2 separate regions of the Homo sapiens genome follow, and region 1 is linked to region 2. A link is a loop called in an ENCODE intact Hi-C map of the cell type or tissue named here. Cell type or tissue: mammary epithelial cell. All regions are shown on one strand. Each heading gives the region's core, and the rest is flanking DNA. Links, peaks and the distances in the headings are about the cores only.

Region 1 (8,233 bases), core at 3,227-5,726, 52 kb after region 2:
GCCTCTCAGTCTCAAAACATCTTCCCACCTCAGCCTCCCGAGTAGCTGGGACCACAGGCATGCCCCACAGAACCCAGCTAATTTTTTAATTTTTTGTAGTTTCACCATGTTGCCCAGGCTGTGAAAGGTTAAGAAGTTATAAGATATTTACATTGTCTGAAAGTATCTTCCCACACACAAAAAAATACTTATTAACTACATAGAAAAAAAAAAAAACAGTAACTCAACAGTGGAGAATCTGGGCAGACATCCCCTTAACCAGGTTAAGATCTCCAGTAATGAGTCAAATCTACATCATCTGCCTCTGATATGATGCACTGAAAGGACACATCGTCCCTTCTGTGGTGTTCCCGACACTACCACAAAATAACCAGAATCCAAACAGGAGACAGCATCAGACAAACCCAAATTGAGGGACAATCTACAAAATAACTCGCCTGTATTCTTCAACTGTCAATGACATGAAATGAAGGCTAAAGAACTATCCCAGACTCAAGGAGATTAAAGAGACATGACAACTAAATGACAACATGATCTAGGATTTTCATTTATTAAACAGATTTTTGAGACAAAGAGGGAAACATGAATAAGGTCTACAGATTAGCTAAGAGTACTGAATCAGTGTTAATTTCCTGATTTTTTTTTTTTTTTTTCAGATGGAGTCTCGCTCTGTCACCCAGGCTGGAGTGCAATGGTGTGATCTCAGCTCACTGCAACCTCCGCCTCCCAGGTTCATGCGGTTCTCCTGCCTCAGCCTCCTGAGTATCTTGGGCTATAGGCACCCGCTACCACGTCCGGCTAATTTTTGTATTTTTAGTAGACCCAGGGTTTCACCATGTTGGCCAGGCTCATGGCCTGGCCAGGCTCCGGACCTCAGGTGATCTGCCTGCCTTGGTCTCCCAAAGTACTGGGATTACAGGCGTGAGCCACCGCAGCCAGCCCTAATTTCCTGATTTTGGTAACTATAGTGTGGTTATGTAAGAAAGTAATCTTGTCTTTAGGACACTGAAGTTTTTAGAGATAAAAGAGACATCAAGTCTGTACTCTCAAAAGACTTAAAATATTCTATAAATATACATATACAGATATATAAACACACAGAGAGAGAGAGACAGTAGAGGAAGGATAAAGCTAATATGGTGAAATTAACATTTGGAGAATCTAGGTCAAAGCATATATTGTTTTATACTACTCTTGCAATCTTTCAGTCTGTAATTATTTCAAAATAAAGGCTTTTTAAATGACATGTATCAAATCTGTAAAAATCCACGAGTTTGGAGAAAAAACTCATTGTTCACCTTTAGAGGTTGCTAAAGCATTAGCTTGTTATTAGGAAAATTAATGAAGGAAAAGAATCAAAAGAATCAGCATTTACCTTGCCTTTCCTGTACAAACTGTATTTCAGGAAAATCAAACAGATGGTGAGGAAAAGATCTTTACAAAATTCCAGTTAATAAATGCAAAAGGAATGATTGAATTAGAAAATCATTGGCCAGGCTCCATAACCATGCCTATAATCCCAGCACTTTGGGAGGCCAAGGTGGAAGGACCACTTGAGGCCTGGAGTTCGAGACCAGCCTAGGCAACATACTAAGACTCCATCTCTACAAAAAATATTAAAAAATTAAAAATTAGCTGGACGTTGTGATACATGCCTGTAGTCCCAGCTACTCAGAGGGCTGAGGTGGGAGGATCACTTGAGCTCAGGAGGTCTAGGCTGCAGTGAGCTATGATTGAGAGAAAGCAAAGAAAGGGAAAGAAGGGAGGTAGGGAGGGAGGGAAGGAGGGAAGGAGGGAGGGAAGGAGAGAAGGAGGGAGGCAGGCAGGGAGGGAGGGAGGGGAGGAAACCATTATTTTGAAATGATCTGGACCCGGATTCTCAATCCATCTGAAAACCAGGAGTTAGAGGGCATTAATTGCTGAACTCAACCAAAAAAACATTCTTTTTCTGCCTGTTCATTTATCAAAGTCATGCTCCTAACTCCCATTCGAGTCGCACTTCCTCCACCAAAGCTTTCTGTGGCTCTTTCTTCAGCCCAAACCAGTTTTATCGCTCTGTGATTTCCTGTGGCCCTTGATCTATGCCAGTGGCTCATATACTTGGTTCATCCAGGGATCCTTTCAAAATCCTGATACCCACATTGGGCTCTAGGACAAGATTTCTCAAACTCAGCACTATTGGCATCTCAGACCGGATCACTTTTCATTGTGAGGGGCTGTCCTGTGCATTGAGGATGTTTAGCAGCATCCCTGGCCTCCACACCACTAGGTGCCAGTACTCCTCCCACCCCCAAGTGGAGAAAGCCAAAAATGTCTCCAGATACTGTCAAATATCCCTGGGGGGCAAAATCTCCTCCCACAGGGAGGAAGAATGGCTGATCTAGCTCGTGAGCATCAGTAGCTATTAAAGCCACCGATGCGGAATTTCAAACAGATGGATCAAGCACCCACCAATCAATCTTGGCTTCACTAAAAGCAAGACAATCAGCTGCTCCACCTGCTAGTGTGGATGCCGTAGGATGAAGCCAGCAGACCTGAGACAGCTTCTTTTCATCCCACCCCCAACCCCATCCCACAGTCAAGCTATATAGAGTAACCAGGTTACAGGAAACAGAGAAGTTGAAGGAGCATGTTAAAATCACACTAGAGGCTGGGCGTGGTGGCTCACACCTGTAATCCCAGCACTTTGGGAAGCTGAGGCAGGCGGATCACTTGAGGTCAGGAGTTTGAGACCAGCCTGGCCAATATTGCGTTGTCACTACTAAAAATACAAAAATTAGCTGGGCATGGTGGTGTGCACCTGTAGTCCCAGCTACTTGGGAGGCTGAGGCACAAGAATCACTTGAACCTCAGAGGCGGAGGTTGCAGTGAGCCGAGATCGTGCCACTGCACTCCAGCCTGGGCGACAGAGTGAGACTCTGCCTCAAAAAAAAAAAAAAATCACACTAGAGAAAGCCACCAGTCAAGGCCAAAATGGGAAATCTATATAACAAATTACCCCATTTCATCAGCAAACAAATGACATAAAGGGAGATGAGGGCTGTTGTAAGATTAAGAGAGACTTCAGACACAGCAAGCAAATGCAATCACGTATGGATCTTGTTTAGATCCTAATTCAAACAAACCAAAAGGGCATTTTGGAGATCACTGGGGAAAAGTGAACATAGGATAGTCAATGACATTAAGGAATAATTATGTTATTTTGAAGTAATATTGATATTGTGGATGTGTCATTTAAAATAAAGTTCGTAACTGATAGAGATGCATACTTCATATTTATAGTTGAAATGCTATGATATTGAAGACTTGTTTTAAAATATTACAACAAAAAAGGAGGGGAGCGTTGATTAAACAAAAATGCAAAATGGTGATAACTGTAAAAGCTGGATAAAAAGTATGTGGGCACTTGTACTATTATCTTTACTAGTGTATGTCTGAAAGTTTCCATAATAAAAATTTAAATTTTTTAAAAATGTTGAAGAACTTATATCCAGAACATACAAAAAACTCAAATCTCCACAATAAGAAACAACCCAATTAAAAAGTGGGTAAAAGATATGAGCACATCACAAAAGAAGATATATAGATGGCAAACAAGCACATGAAAAGATCCTTAACATCACTAGCTATTAGGAAAATGCAAATTAAAACTACAAGGCAGAGCACGGTGGCTCATGCCTGTAATCCCAGCACTTTGGGAGGCTAAGGCAGGAGGATCACTTGAGCCCAGGAGTTGGAGACCAGCCCGGGCAATCTAGTGAGACTCCATCTCTACAAAAAAAGAAAAAATTAGCCAGGCGTGGTGGCACATGTCTGTGGTCTCAGCCTCTTGGAAGGCAGAGGTAGGAGGATTGCTTGAGCCTGGGAGGTACAGGCTGCAGTGAGCCCTGATTATGCCACTGCACTCCAGCCTGGACAATAGGGTGAGATCCTGTCTCAAAAAAAAAAAAAAAAAAACAAAACTCCACCATAAAAGGTGAAATTTATTGCATGTAAATTAAAAAGAAAAATTTTCAATGTTGTAAAGTCTATTGATAAGGAGAAGCAGCATAGAACAGTCATGTTACAAAGCAATCTGTACTTGTAAATATATGCACACAGACATATGTGAACAAATACGGAGACAGTGTTACACACAATGTGACTAGTGTTCATCTCTGATGAGTAAGATACTAGGACATGTGTTTTTTTCTTTTAACTTAGAGGTATTTTCTAATTTTTCTTAAATTGGTATTACTTGTGTGATTTCTTTAAGAAGTAATTTAAAAACAAGCAAATAAAAAAATAACTGCAAGCTGCTCTGGGAAGCCTTTCCTCATCCCTCCACAATAAACCTCTCCCTCTGCAGGCTTCCTGCTGTCTCCTCAAATCTCCTAACACTTGGCTGCCCTGTCCCCATAGTCAGCTCTTCCCTCTCCTGCTCGCTGTGCTAAGTGAGGAAGTGCAGTTTACCGCACGGTGGGGCCTGTCTCCGGAATCGCGTCTAGCTGGCTCCCTGCTCTATCCCTCCCGAACAGACACTCAGGAAAATAGCTGAGTAATGACTGACCAACAGGGCATGAACAGGCATCTACGAAACAGTCATTAAACCATGTCCACAGGCAACTGGACACTATCCAAAGGTTGATAATTAATGTTCCATGTCAGCCTAAAACATGGGCTCAGGTGAAGGGCCACTTAAGTTTCTAGAAATTATTTGGGAGAAAACATACAAAGCTGGTTTATCACTTGCCACATCTGTGAATAAGAGACTTCAGATTGCTAATATGTAAGGTAATAAGCTTCAAAATTATCCCAACATCAGCCAGACTGGTGCTGCGGATGGACTGTAACCCGTATAAATTTCAGGTTCAAAGATTCAGCTACAGGAATATAGAGTAGGGAGAACAGACTTGATAAAAGCAGCCAAGTGAAAACAGACCTGGTGATTTTAGCTGACATCAGTCACACTGAGGCTAAACGCTTGTCAGTTAAGGATGAAGTAAAAGACTGTCATTTTTAGTGGGAAGTAGAGCTAAGCAGTCCCAAATCTTTTCTATAATGCTCTGTTTTCATATTCACAGGCAGAAAAGTCTGTTCGCTAATATGAAAAGATAGTAACATTAAGTCCAAATTTTATTAAAATGGATCCTTTTATATGATTCCTTGCACATGCCAGGAATATCCCAGAGTAATACTTAAAACATTTCCTTACTATAGGCCGGGCACGGTGGCTCACATCTGTAATCCCAGCACTTTGGGAGGCCAAGGTGGGTGGATCACCTGAGGTCAGAAGTTCAAGACCAGCCTGGCCAACACGGTGAAACCCCCATCTCTACTAAAACAACAAAAAAATTAGCCGGGCATAGTGGTGCATGCCTGTAATTCCAGCTACTCAGGAGGCTGAGGCAGGAGAATTGCGTGAACTCGGGAGGCAGACACTGCAGTGAGCTGAGATCGCACCACTGCACTCCAGCCTGGGCAACAGAGCAAGACTCTGTCTCAAAAAAATAAAATAAAATAAAAATAAAACATTTCCTTACTACAAAAACAAAACAAACAAAAAACCAAAACACCATGCCACCGTGATTCATCTCTACACAAGCCAGGGCCCCAGCAGCCTGCAAGCCAGGAGCCTATTTGGCTATCAGACAATAAAAACAGACAACAAAAACAAATTAGAAAGCTTCCAAGTATCATAAATTTGGAATTCCAGTTCCAGTTAATGAAGTAGGTACACTCCAGCCTGTCTGTCCCACTGAATGCTGCTATCAAACTGGAAACAATGCACAGAGCAGCTATTTCAGGACACTGAAAAACAAATCAAAGTAGGCAGATGGTGAAGATGCCCAGAGTTCAAAGCACCACAGAACCAACAGTCAGGCTCCTATTTTTCCTCCAGTGTTCCCCAGCTTAGACTCTAAGGAGCCTCAAACCCAGAAAAACCCAGAAAAGAGAGCCTGGTATAGATAGGGAGTCCAGGACAATCCTCTAGTTCTGGCCAGAAAAGTAGACAGGGGGATTTTCCTAACACTCATAGACATTGAACACAATCCTGGGTTTTATTTTCCTTTTAACTTTTTTTTTCCTTCATTCTCACTTAGATTTCAGACCCCAGACAACCCTGAAGTGTCAGAGGCAATGCAGCAGCAGGAGGCTACAGATGTCCACAACAGAGGAGTCGACTCAGAGGAACCCGAGTTCTTAGGGCATGAGCGAACCCCCTTGCTTTCCCCTTCCCCTGTCCTCCCACCATGTGGCCTAGGACATGGACACAGCTGTGGAAACTGTTCAACAGAGTAGGGTAACTAAAGAACCAGCTTTTGGGACACAGACCCGAAAGAGGAGTTCTAAGGGCTGGAAAATACCAAGGAACTGGCAGAAAGAGGAAGCAAACCCATAAAGTTCTATAAACTCCTGTTTATAAATCAAAACACCAAGCCCATAAAGCTTATAAACTCCTGAGCTCACCCAAAGTTGTATATATATGTGTATCTGACCCTAAACAGTGCAGTAAAGACGTTGAGAATGAACTATGGGATAGCTCACCACCTAGGTCCCAGACTGACCACTGGGTGGCATATACCGAGCAAAGATTCAAATAGCATCACAAAGGCTTTGAAACAGAATTGATATTGAACCTTCAACCCACAGAAGACTGACCAGAACTTCTCACTTGAACCCAGCCAGGTTGATTGCTTTCGAAAACAAAACAAAAATCAACATTCTTCATAGGATTTAAACAAGACCAGAGTCCCATAACATAATAAACAAATGTCCACGATATAATTCTAAATTACTTGGCATACAAAGAACCAGGAAAATCTCAATTCATATGGAAAAAGACAATCAACAGATGCCAATGCCAAGATGACACAGTTGTTGGAATTATCAGATTGTAAAGCAGCTATAATAAAATAACCCAAGATTAGCCAGGCATGGTGGTATACCCCTGCAGTCCCAGCTAATCAGGAGGCTGAAGCGGGAGGATTACTGGAGCCCAGGAGTTCAAGGTTACAGTGAGTGATGAGCTACCTTCTGCTATCCAGCCCATCCATTTTTATTTTGGATACTACGTTCTATGGTTCTAAGATTTTCATTTGCTTTTTTTTTTTTTTTTTTTTTTTTTTTTTGAGACAGAGTCTAGCTCTGTCGTCAGGCTGGAGTTCAGTGGTGCGATCTTGGCTCACTGCAACCTCCGCCTCCCGAATTCAAGCGATTCTCCTGCCTCAGCCTCCCAAGTAGCTGGGATTACAGGCAAGCGCCGCCACACCGAGCTAATTTTTGTATTTTTAGTAAAGACAGGGATTCACCATGTTGACCAGGATGGTCTCAATCTCCTGACCTCGTGATCCACCCACCTCGGCCTCCCAAAGTGCTGGGATCACAGGTGTGAGCCAACACACCCGGCCCATTTGCTTCTTTATATCTTCTATTTCTTAGCTGAGACTTTCTGTCTTTCTATTTGTTTAAAGAGTACGCATCCCTACTTCTTGGATTATTTTATATAAAGCTTAGAACAGGCCAGGTGCAGTGGCACATGCCTGTAATCCTATCACTTTGGGAGGCTGAGGCAGGCAGATCACCTGAGCTCAGGAGTTTGAGACCAGCCTGGCCAACATGGTGAAACTCTGTCTCTACTAAAAATACAAAAATTAGCTGGGCATGGTGGTGGGCACCTGTAGTCCCAGCTACTCTGGAGGCTGAGGCAGGAGAATTGCTTGAACCCGGGAGGCAGAGGTTGCAGTGAGCCAAGATCGCACCACTGCACTTCCAGCCTGGGTGACAGAGTGAGACTCCGTCTCAAAAAAAAAAAAAAAAAATTTCAGATAAAGGAAAATGAAGAGAACTCATAGCCAACAAATCTGCTCTAAATGAAACGCTATGAGGTTCTTCATGGAGAATGGAAATGATACCAGAGGGAAACTTGGAATATCAGTAGTGAAAGAAAAGCAACAGAAATGGTAAAAACCTCGGTAAACATAATATACAATTCTTCTCGAGTTATTTCAAGTATGCATGATGGTTAAGAGCAAAATCTGTAACAATGTTGGGATTTCAATGTATTTGACAACGAAAACAAAGTAGGAGGGTAAAGGGACCTATGTACTTGCAAGGTTTCTGTATTTCATTCTAAGTAATGAAATGTTAATTATAAGTAAAGTGTACAATATTAATGTTATAATTATGTGTATGTATAATGTAATTCGTAGACCAAACACTTAAAAAAAAAACTATATAAAGAGATACTAGT
Region 2 (8,233 bases), core at 3,337-5,836:
TGTTGGGGTGGGGGGACTGCAGGTCAGGAAGTCCTGCAGATGTGCGTGCCTGTGTGTGTTTGCGCGCGCGCGCGCGTGTGTGTGTGTCTGTGTGTGTGCCTGGAGCTGCGCTTGCAGGTCTGAGAGTCCTCTGAGAATGGGTTGGGGGAGGCGGGTGCAGGACCGAGGCCTGGAACAGCCAACAAAGAGGCCCTGGAGGAGGGTGGGGCTGGCCGGGGACAGGAGGGGTGGCCAAGAAAGTCGCAAGAAAACTCCGGCCCCCAAGAAAAAGAGAGGGCATGGGTTGCGGAGCCGACATCACGGCCGGGGTCTTTGCTGTTTAGACGCCTGGGTTCCCGGATCCCAGACACGCGCACGGGCAGGAAGTTAGACCGGAGACAGCGAGTATAGACAGCCCTTCTGGATAGGGGCAGACGGGTGGGAGCTCCGAAGGGGTGCCGGGGCGGTGATCGGGAGGTCTCCAGCGGCCCGAACCAGGGTGAAGAAGAAGGTGGAGTCTGCGGAGGCCCCAGGCCGGGGAGGGGGCGGGTCGGGCCCAGCATCCCCCGCAGCCGGGGTCCGAGGGGGAGGGGCGGGCTGGAGGAGCGGGTGGGGGCGGGGCGGGGCGTGGCGGCGGGGGATGCGCCCCTGCGCGAGCCAGTGTCGCCTGCCCTCCTTCCGCACAGCCCGGGTTTCCGCTTCCCTCCGGGCGCGAGAAGAGGGGAGCCAGGCCGAGCCCCGGCCCTACCGCCGCCGCCGCCATGTGGCCCCCAGACCCCGACCCCGACCCGGACCCCGAGCCTGCCGGCGGCTCCCGTCCCGGCCCCGCGGTCCCCGGGCTCCGCGCCCTGCTGCCGGCGCGGGCTTTCCTCTGCTCTCTCAAAGGCCGCCTCCTGCTGGCCGAGTCGGTGAGTGCGGCGGGACCCTCGGCCGCCCCGCTAGGACTGCGCGGCTCCTTTCGGAGGAGGACGTCGGGGCGCGGGTGGGGTCCGGGGGCGGCCGCCGTGCTCCGATACCCCCTCTCCGCGCCGCCTCGGCCGACTTCTCTCGGGCGCCTGGCGAAGTTGGGTCGAGGTCCCCAAACTTTGGACGGCGGGGCGGGGCCCGAGCCCAGGCCATCCGCGGCGCTGTCCCCGCGAGTCCAGAGCTGGGGGCCGTGGGAAGTGGGTGGGGCCCGGGGATGTGGGTCCTGCTGTGTGAGCCAGGCGCCCCCGCCCTCTCTGGGCCCCGGGGACTCGGGCAACTCGGACCTCCGGGACTCCCGGGCCGCAGCGGGGTCCGCTTTCCTGCGAGCGGGTAGTGCGGGCCGGGGCCTCGACCTGCGGGGCCGAGCCGGCGGGGGGCCGTGCGGAGCGGGAGGGATCCCCCACCCCCGGGACTGGGTGAGGCGGCCCCGCGGTGACTTCATCGCCCTCCTCCCCTCCGCGGCCGGGCTCCTTCCTACTCCGCCCTCGCCCCCACCCCGGCCGGTGGGGCTTCTTTGTCCTCTGGACACCGGAGGCGCCCGCACTGTCCGCTGTGGGGTAGGGGTGGCGCTGGGCCGTTGGGGATGGGGAGGGAGAGGCCGGGCCGGAGACCGGGGGAGGCGGGAGGAGAGAGCGGCGCACGGCGGCGGCCACTTGTTGCTTAGATCCCAGGAACTTGGCGCTTCCTGCCCTTGTCCCCACTTTACAGATGAGAGCGCTCAGGCGCCTGATTTGACAGGTGGCTCAACTGAGGGGCCCAGTGAGAGCGGCCAGGAGGGTGGGGGCAGGAGGAAGGGGGATTCTGCTCCGGGACCTCTCCCTGGTCACTCAGGGCAGAGGGCAGAAGGTGGTCCTGCAGCCTCTCCCACGGTCAGCCCAGAGGCCACCTGCCCAACGCCCAAGTGAGACACCAATGCCACACTCCGAGCCCACACTCCCAGCCCCACCCTGGAGACCACTGGGAGCCACTTGAGGGGAGAAGCCTCGAATCCACCGTCCCCAGAGTGGCTTGAACCCCCCCATCCCCACCCAAGACCACCTCATAAGAGGGAGGCATATGTCCAGCAGGAGCATAGAGGCCACCCTGGGCCCAGCAGATGTCAGGAATCCAGGTCAGGGAGGATAAGGAAGGGTGAACGGTCAGCACTCAGGGTTCACAGGAGCCGCTGAGGGCACTCCTGCCTCCCTAGTCCCCTCACTCCCACCCCCAGGCCAAGCAAGTGCAGAGGCTGAGATGGACAGAAACAGAGAGAGGAAGTGGCCCCAGAAATCGCGGGATGAAAAAACAGGAATTGAGAGGGGAATCCCCAGAATTAGGCTTTGGGGTGCAGGCATAGGAGACAGGAAGGGGAGGGCCAGAGCTGGGTCAGTCCCATGGAAGGCCTTCCTGGGAGGCCCCAGCAGCCTCCCAGCCCGTCTCTATGCCTTAGTCTATCTTTCCAAAGGGGGCTCAGCTGCACCCAAGGCCATGTGCAGAGCAAATGGGGGTGCTCTGGGGACCCCCTGGGATCCCTGCAGTTCATTTGTCTGAAGCAGCCACAGTGCTTCCTGTGGGGCATCTGGGTGTCCCCATGGGGACTCCTGCACCCACTAGAAACTACTCAGCCATAGACATGTTCAAACGCAGCCACAGTGACAGAAACCAGGGACAGATGGCCTCCCCAACACCCACAGGGCCAAGTTGCTTAAGAACTCTACCTGGGCCGGGCGTGGTGGCTCATGCCTGTAATCCCAACACTTTAGGAGGCCGAGGTGGGTGGATCACCTGAGGTCAGGAATTCGAGACCAGCCTGGCCAGCATGGTGAAACCCTGTCTCTACTAAAAATAAAAAAATTAGCTGGGTTTGGTGGCGGGCGCCTGTAATCCCAGCTACTCGGGAAGGCTGAGGCAGGAGAATCACTTGAACCCCGGAGGTGGAGGTTGCAGTGAACTGAGATCGTGCCACTGCACTCCAGCCTGGGAGACGGAGCAAGACTCCATCTCTGGGGCGGAGGTAAGATAACTCTATCTGGGGGGTCAGCCAGCCCTGGGTTCAAATTCTAGTAGCCTCTGATTAGCCATGTGACAGAGTCTTCTCATCTGTCAAGTGGGGCTGTGCTCATGGGTGGATGTGAGGGTCAGAGGAGATGCCCGTGAGCCTCAGGGTACCAGGCACTGTGGAGCCCCAGGCTGGCCAACAGGTCACCTTGGCCTGCTCTGCAGCGTACCTGGGCTGCAGGACTGCCCAGGGCTCAACATCCTCCTGCATCAGCTCTTCCCACCTACAGAGTTGTGGGCAAGACCACAGTGAACATTTTGATTCTTGTAGTTCAAGTACAGCTGGCCCCACCTTTCACAGCTGGCCCTGTATGAATAAGGCAGCAGGGCCTGAGGTGTCAGTGCCAACGCACCCTCTGTTAGATGTTCCTTTCTTATCATTATGAAAATTTGCAAATACATTAAAACTCCAAAAGATTTTTTTGCTTTATCTATCTGTCCATCAAGGCATTTTATCTTTTAACACAAAATAAATTGCAGACATCAGGACATTTCAACTCTGAACACTTCAGGACGCATATCATTAAGGTTCAAGGTTTTTTCTTTTCAAGGTGAAATCTACATTCAGTGACGAGCACACGTCTTTGGTGTTGGGTGTTACTTTTTGGAAACTGGTTCCTGCCTCGCTTTGATTTCCCTCCGCAGGGCACTGAGTGGAGTGCATGTGCTTGGAAGGCTGGGGCTTTCTGACTAGGTCCTGTCAGGGAGCTGGGGTGGGGTAAGGTGAGGACTCAGGGCCATGCCCAGGACTGGGAGGCAGCATAGGTGTGAGCCTGGGCCATGCTGGGTTTTTTTTTTTTGTAGGGGCGGGTGCGGACAGGGTCTCTCTCTCTCTCACCCAGGATGGAGTGCAGTGGCCTGATCACAGCTCACTGCAGCCTCGACCTCCCCGGGCTCAGGTGATCCTCCCACCTCAGCCTCCCAAGTAGCTGGGATTTCAGGCACACACCACCATGCCCGGCTAATTTTTGTATATTTTGCCGAGATGAGGTTTTGCCATGTTGCCCAAGCTGGGGTCAAATTTCTGGGCTCAAGCAATCCACCTGCCTGGGCCTCTCAAAGTGCTAGGATTACAGGTGTGAGCCACTGTGCTTGGCCTGGGATTCTAATCTGGCTCTGCCACTTCCCAGCTGCGGGACTGTGAGCAGTTGGCTTCCCCTGCTGGAACCTCCTCTATCCTGACCACAGGGCCTGGCTCAGAGGAGCACTGGACAAGGAACATGAAAAGGCTCTGACTTCACCTCAAACTCCTTCCCCGCAGGGTCTCTCATTCATCACTTTTATCTGCTATGTGGCGTCCTCAGCATCTGCCTTCCTCACAGCGCCTCTGCTGGAGTTCCTGCTGGCCTTGTACTTCCTCTTTGCTGATGCCATGCAGCTGAATGACAAGTGGCAGGGCTTGTGCTGGCCCATGATGGTGAGGACAGGGGCCCCAGGAGGGAGGGGTGCCCTGCACAAAGTGGCCAGATGAGGAGTCCAGAGTCGTGCACTTGGGCCCTTATCCTTTCTCTAGTGTGCTGGAGTTTGCAGTTGGTTAGAACTGGATGGAGAGACCCAGCTTCAGATCATCCCAGCTCCACTACTCAGCAGCCCTGTGACCTCAAGTGGGCTGTGGTGCCTCTAGAGCAGGTCTGTGAGGCAGGGAACCCGGAGAGGGGTCTCTGGCCACCAGGTGGCGCCGGTGCTCCCCACCGGGCCTACAGGAATGAGCTGCCGCCACAGGAATTCAAGCCATTTCCACGTGGGCAGGACAGGTTAACTGAGGACTTGCAGGGCTTACCCAGACTTCAGCCATCGGCAACCCTGACCTCGTTTTATCACCTGTGAGGGCCCAGACCCCAGTGGACCTCGCTGAATGAAATGTGTCCTAGAGAAAGGGCAGCAAAGGCTCAACTTGAACCCTTGTCTCTTGACTTCATATCCAGCATCTGCTGCCTCAGGAGGGCTGCACCCTCTGTGTCCCCATCTTAGGGACGGATAAGCAGAAACTGTGGTCCATGAATGGATCGGCCACAAGAGTGTGACAAAGCCGAGGCCCAGAGCCAGATCTCCCCAATGGAGAGCGGGAAGGGAGCAGGTGGGGGTGTTTCCAACTTCTGCTTCCACCGCATCGCAGGGCAGGCTGCACCCTGATCCACACAGTTTTTTGCCCAGAGCTTAGGACAGCAGCCCCGCTGGACCCGGGATAGGGCAGTGTCAGCTGCTGGCAAGGCAGCAGAGGCACCTCGGGGGTGGGACAAGGGCCTAGGCATGTGGGTGGGGCCAGGATGGGATAGGAGCCCTCAGGTGCTAGGCCTGGGGCTGGGAACACGACCAGGCTGCCAGGCCTCCTCCCCATGCTGTGCTCAGCTCCAGGGGCTCAGGGCAGCATGCCCCTCTCTCCCCAGGACTTCCTGCGCTGTGTCACCGCGGCCCTCATCTACTTTGCTATCTCCATCACGGCCATCGCCAAGTACTCGGATGGGGCTTCCAAAGCCGCTGGGGTGAGCAGCCGCCCCACCCCTCTGGAAACTGCAGATGCCCCTCTAGCCCCTCATTTAGGGTGGGACCTGGGGCAGAGCCTTTCCCTGCTGGGGCCCCCCTGGGGTCTCATGTGGGTCCCGATGATGATTCCAAAGTCCTCTCATTAAAGACTGACTCTACCCGGGGTTTTGAAAGGCTGTTTGTCAAACCAAGTTCACAGCTCATTTTCCCACTTCCGTTACTCACAGGGGTCTGTGCCTGACACTCGGGCTGTTTGTCCAAGCAGATCTGAAATGGGCCGTGAGGCTGGGGCAGCAGCCTCCCGGAGCAGGGAGTCAGCCCTGTGATGCATCCCATCCACCCTGTCCACAGGTGTTTGGCTTCTTTGCTACCATCGTGTTTGCAACTGATTTCTACCTGATCTTTAACGACGTGGCCAAATTCCTCAAACAAGGGGACTCTGCAGATGAGACCACAGCCCACAAGACAGAAGGTAAGCGGCTGCCCTGATCACCCCAGCAGTGCTGCAACAGGGGCCTGCCCTCCCTCGGGGATGCCAGCTAGTTTGAGGCTGGGGTGGGATCATTTCCTCTCTCCCCATGGCAGGAAGTGTTTTCACAGCCCATTCTCACCTACCCTCATGCAGCACTGATCCAAAGCCAGTCCCATTCGCCTCGTGCACCCTCACCCCAGCCTTTCTAGGAGGGGCAAGCAGTGGGCATGGCTGAGCCTCAGGCCAGGCCGGCAAGTCTCCCTGGACGACCCCCCTGGGCAGCCAGTCACTCTCGGGCACCTGTCCACCTGGGATCCAGAGTGGCCATCCCCCAAACCCAGCCCCTCTGCTGTCTTACCCATCCAGGCCTGTCCTGGGAAGCTCAGAGCCCAGAAAGGAGTCAGACCCAGAAACCGTGGCAAGGGACAGATGATGTGTCCCGTACCAGGGGAGGGGCCAGATGGGGCAGCAATGACGACAGTAAAACAGGAGCCGATAGAGGGAGGGATACAGTAGCTGAAAGCAGGCCCACGCTGGGTGTCAGCTGGCCCGAGGCTCTGGAGGGGACACTAGAGCTGGGTACTGACAGATGGCAGTAGAGGAGTGTGCAGGCAGAAGAGACCAGGCCGGTGTAGGGAAGAAGGCTGAGAGCAGAGACAGCAGGCGCTTCTGCCTGGGGAGATGCTTCTCTGGACCAGGCGGATGTGCCCCTGTGCTGGCAGTGCCTGTGGCTGGACAGGTAGACAAGGGCAGCTCTGGAAGGGCCTGCAGGCCCCACCCTGTGGTTGGGATCTTCCCTAGGCAGGACCAGTAGGTTAGGCTTAAGAGCCACTGGTTTCCTAACAGCCAGGTGCTGGGGCCATGGGGATTTGTGAATCCCAGAAACCGTCCTTCTGCTGAAAATGAATGCCACTCATCCCATCCCGTCCCTTGGCAAATATTAGGTTAGAGCTCCCAGGCGGTTTCCTCAGGCTCTGCAACCTGCTCCCAGTTGCCCGCAGCAAGTGATCCCAGACAACCAGCCCAGGGACCAATTAGTAAACGTCAGTGGAAACTTGGGTGGTTTTATTTTGTTTTTTTTGTTTTACTATTTGGAGAGTTTCACATATGTAACAATTATTTTGCTGTAAAATTATTCTTGACTTATATGTTAGAATTGAATATAGCAGCCAGGCACAGTGGCTCACGCCTGTAATCTCAACACTTTGGGAGGCCGAGACGGGTGGATCACTTGAGGTCAGGAGTTTGAGACCAGCCTGGCCAACACGGTGAAACCCCATCTCTACTAAAAATACAAAAATCAGCCAGGCATGGTGGTGCCCGCCTGTAATCCCAGCTACTTGGGAGGCTGAGGCAGGAGAATCACCTATGGGAGGCAGAGGTTGCAGTGACCTGAGATCAAGACATCGCACTCCAGCCTGGGCGACAGAGTGAGACTCCATCTCGGGGGGAAAAAATTGAATATAGCAAAACCCACAAAATCTGACGAGTGCAGCCCAGGAACCGGAGTGAGGGACAGAGCTGGGGTTTAGGGACTAGGCTGCCCACACCCCAGCCCTGAGCCCAGCCATGAGCCAGCGACAGCTCATGGGGACTGACTGGGGTTCTGAGAGACAGAGGCTGGCCAGGGAGGGGATGAGCATCAGGAAGTAGCAACCAGCACTGGGGTGGGGTTGGGGGTTAGTGACTCTGGTGCTTTTCCTTCTGGGGTGGAGGTTCCAGAAGGCTCTACAGAGCTCCGAGACAGAACTGGGATTTCAGGAACCCTCGAGGTACACCTCATAGGCAGGCCCTTACCATTATAAAATTGTTTCTGATTACAATATTAAACAAGGATTGGGGGAGGGGGATTGAAGATATAAAATGGCTAAAAAGAGGCTTGCTGATTTTCCAGTATATTTTAGTTTGGGGGACAAGAAAATAGCTGTCCTCACCTTGTCCTGCTGAACCTGGGGGTGGGGGTAGAGCTGGAATGCAGAGGTACAGCCCTGACCCACCCAGCTGAGAAAAGCCCAGGGAGACTCCGGAGGGGCTGGGCCTGAGGAAGGGGCACCTGGGCTTCAGTCTTGGGGTGGAAACACCCCCACCTGCACCCGCACCCACACCCTGGAGGTGCAAGTGGCTTCTGCGGCCGGGCACGGTGGCTCACGCCTGTTACCCCAGCACTTTGGGAGGCTGAGGTGGGTAGATCACCTGAGGTCAGGAGTTCAAGACCAGCCTGGTGAAAGCCCATCTCTACTAAAAGTACAAAAATTAGCCAGGTGTGGTGGCACACGCTTATAATCCCAGCTACTC

The links. Peaks named below come from ENCODE experiments on the same cell type or tissue, not always from the same donor. Only the 100,000 strongest peaks of a DNase experiment are listed, where the experiment ranks them.
Region 1: a loop joins it to region 2, with 5 times the contacts of the local background. A loop is called at or near these places in 17 of 110 quality-filtered maps.

The regions. Positions count from the first base shown.
Region 1 is chr16:66,656,450-66,664,682 of GRCh38, forward strand. All of the region lies in intron 1 of CMTM4 (CKLF like MARVEL transmembrane domain containing 4), which reads right to left. Among named protein-coding and RNA genes, the nearest start is that of CMTM4, 36 kb to the right of the region's middle. In mammary epithelial cell, for the core only: a CTCF peak has its summit at 4,478; a DNase peak (open chromatin) is centred at 4,512; H3K27ac peaks cover 1,786 bases.
Region 2 is chr16:66,604,066-66,612,298 of GRCh38, forward strand. CMTM3 (CKLF like MARVEL transmembrane domain containing 3) reads left to right here and starts at 639. Exons shown (of 5, transcript NM_181553.4): 1 at 639-887; 2 at 4,244-4,399; 3 at 5,370-5,465; 4 at 5,818-5,938. The coding sequence starts at 741. It also overlaps a transcript of CMTM4 not described here. RefSeq lists silencers at 524-1,363, 1,424-1,643 and an enhancer at 4,935-5,746. In mammary epithelial cell, for the core only: a CTCF peak has its summit at 4,652 (motif pointing right); a DNase peak (open chromatin) is centred at 4,686.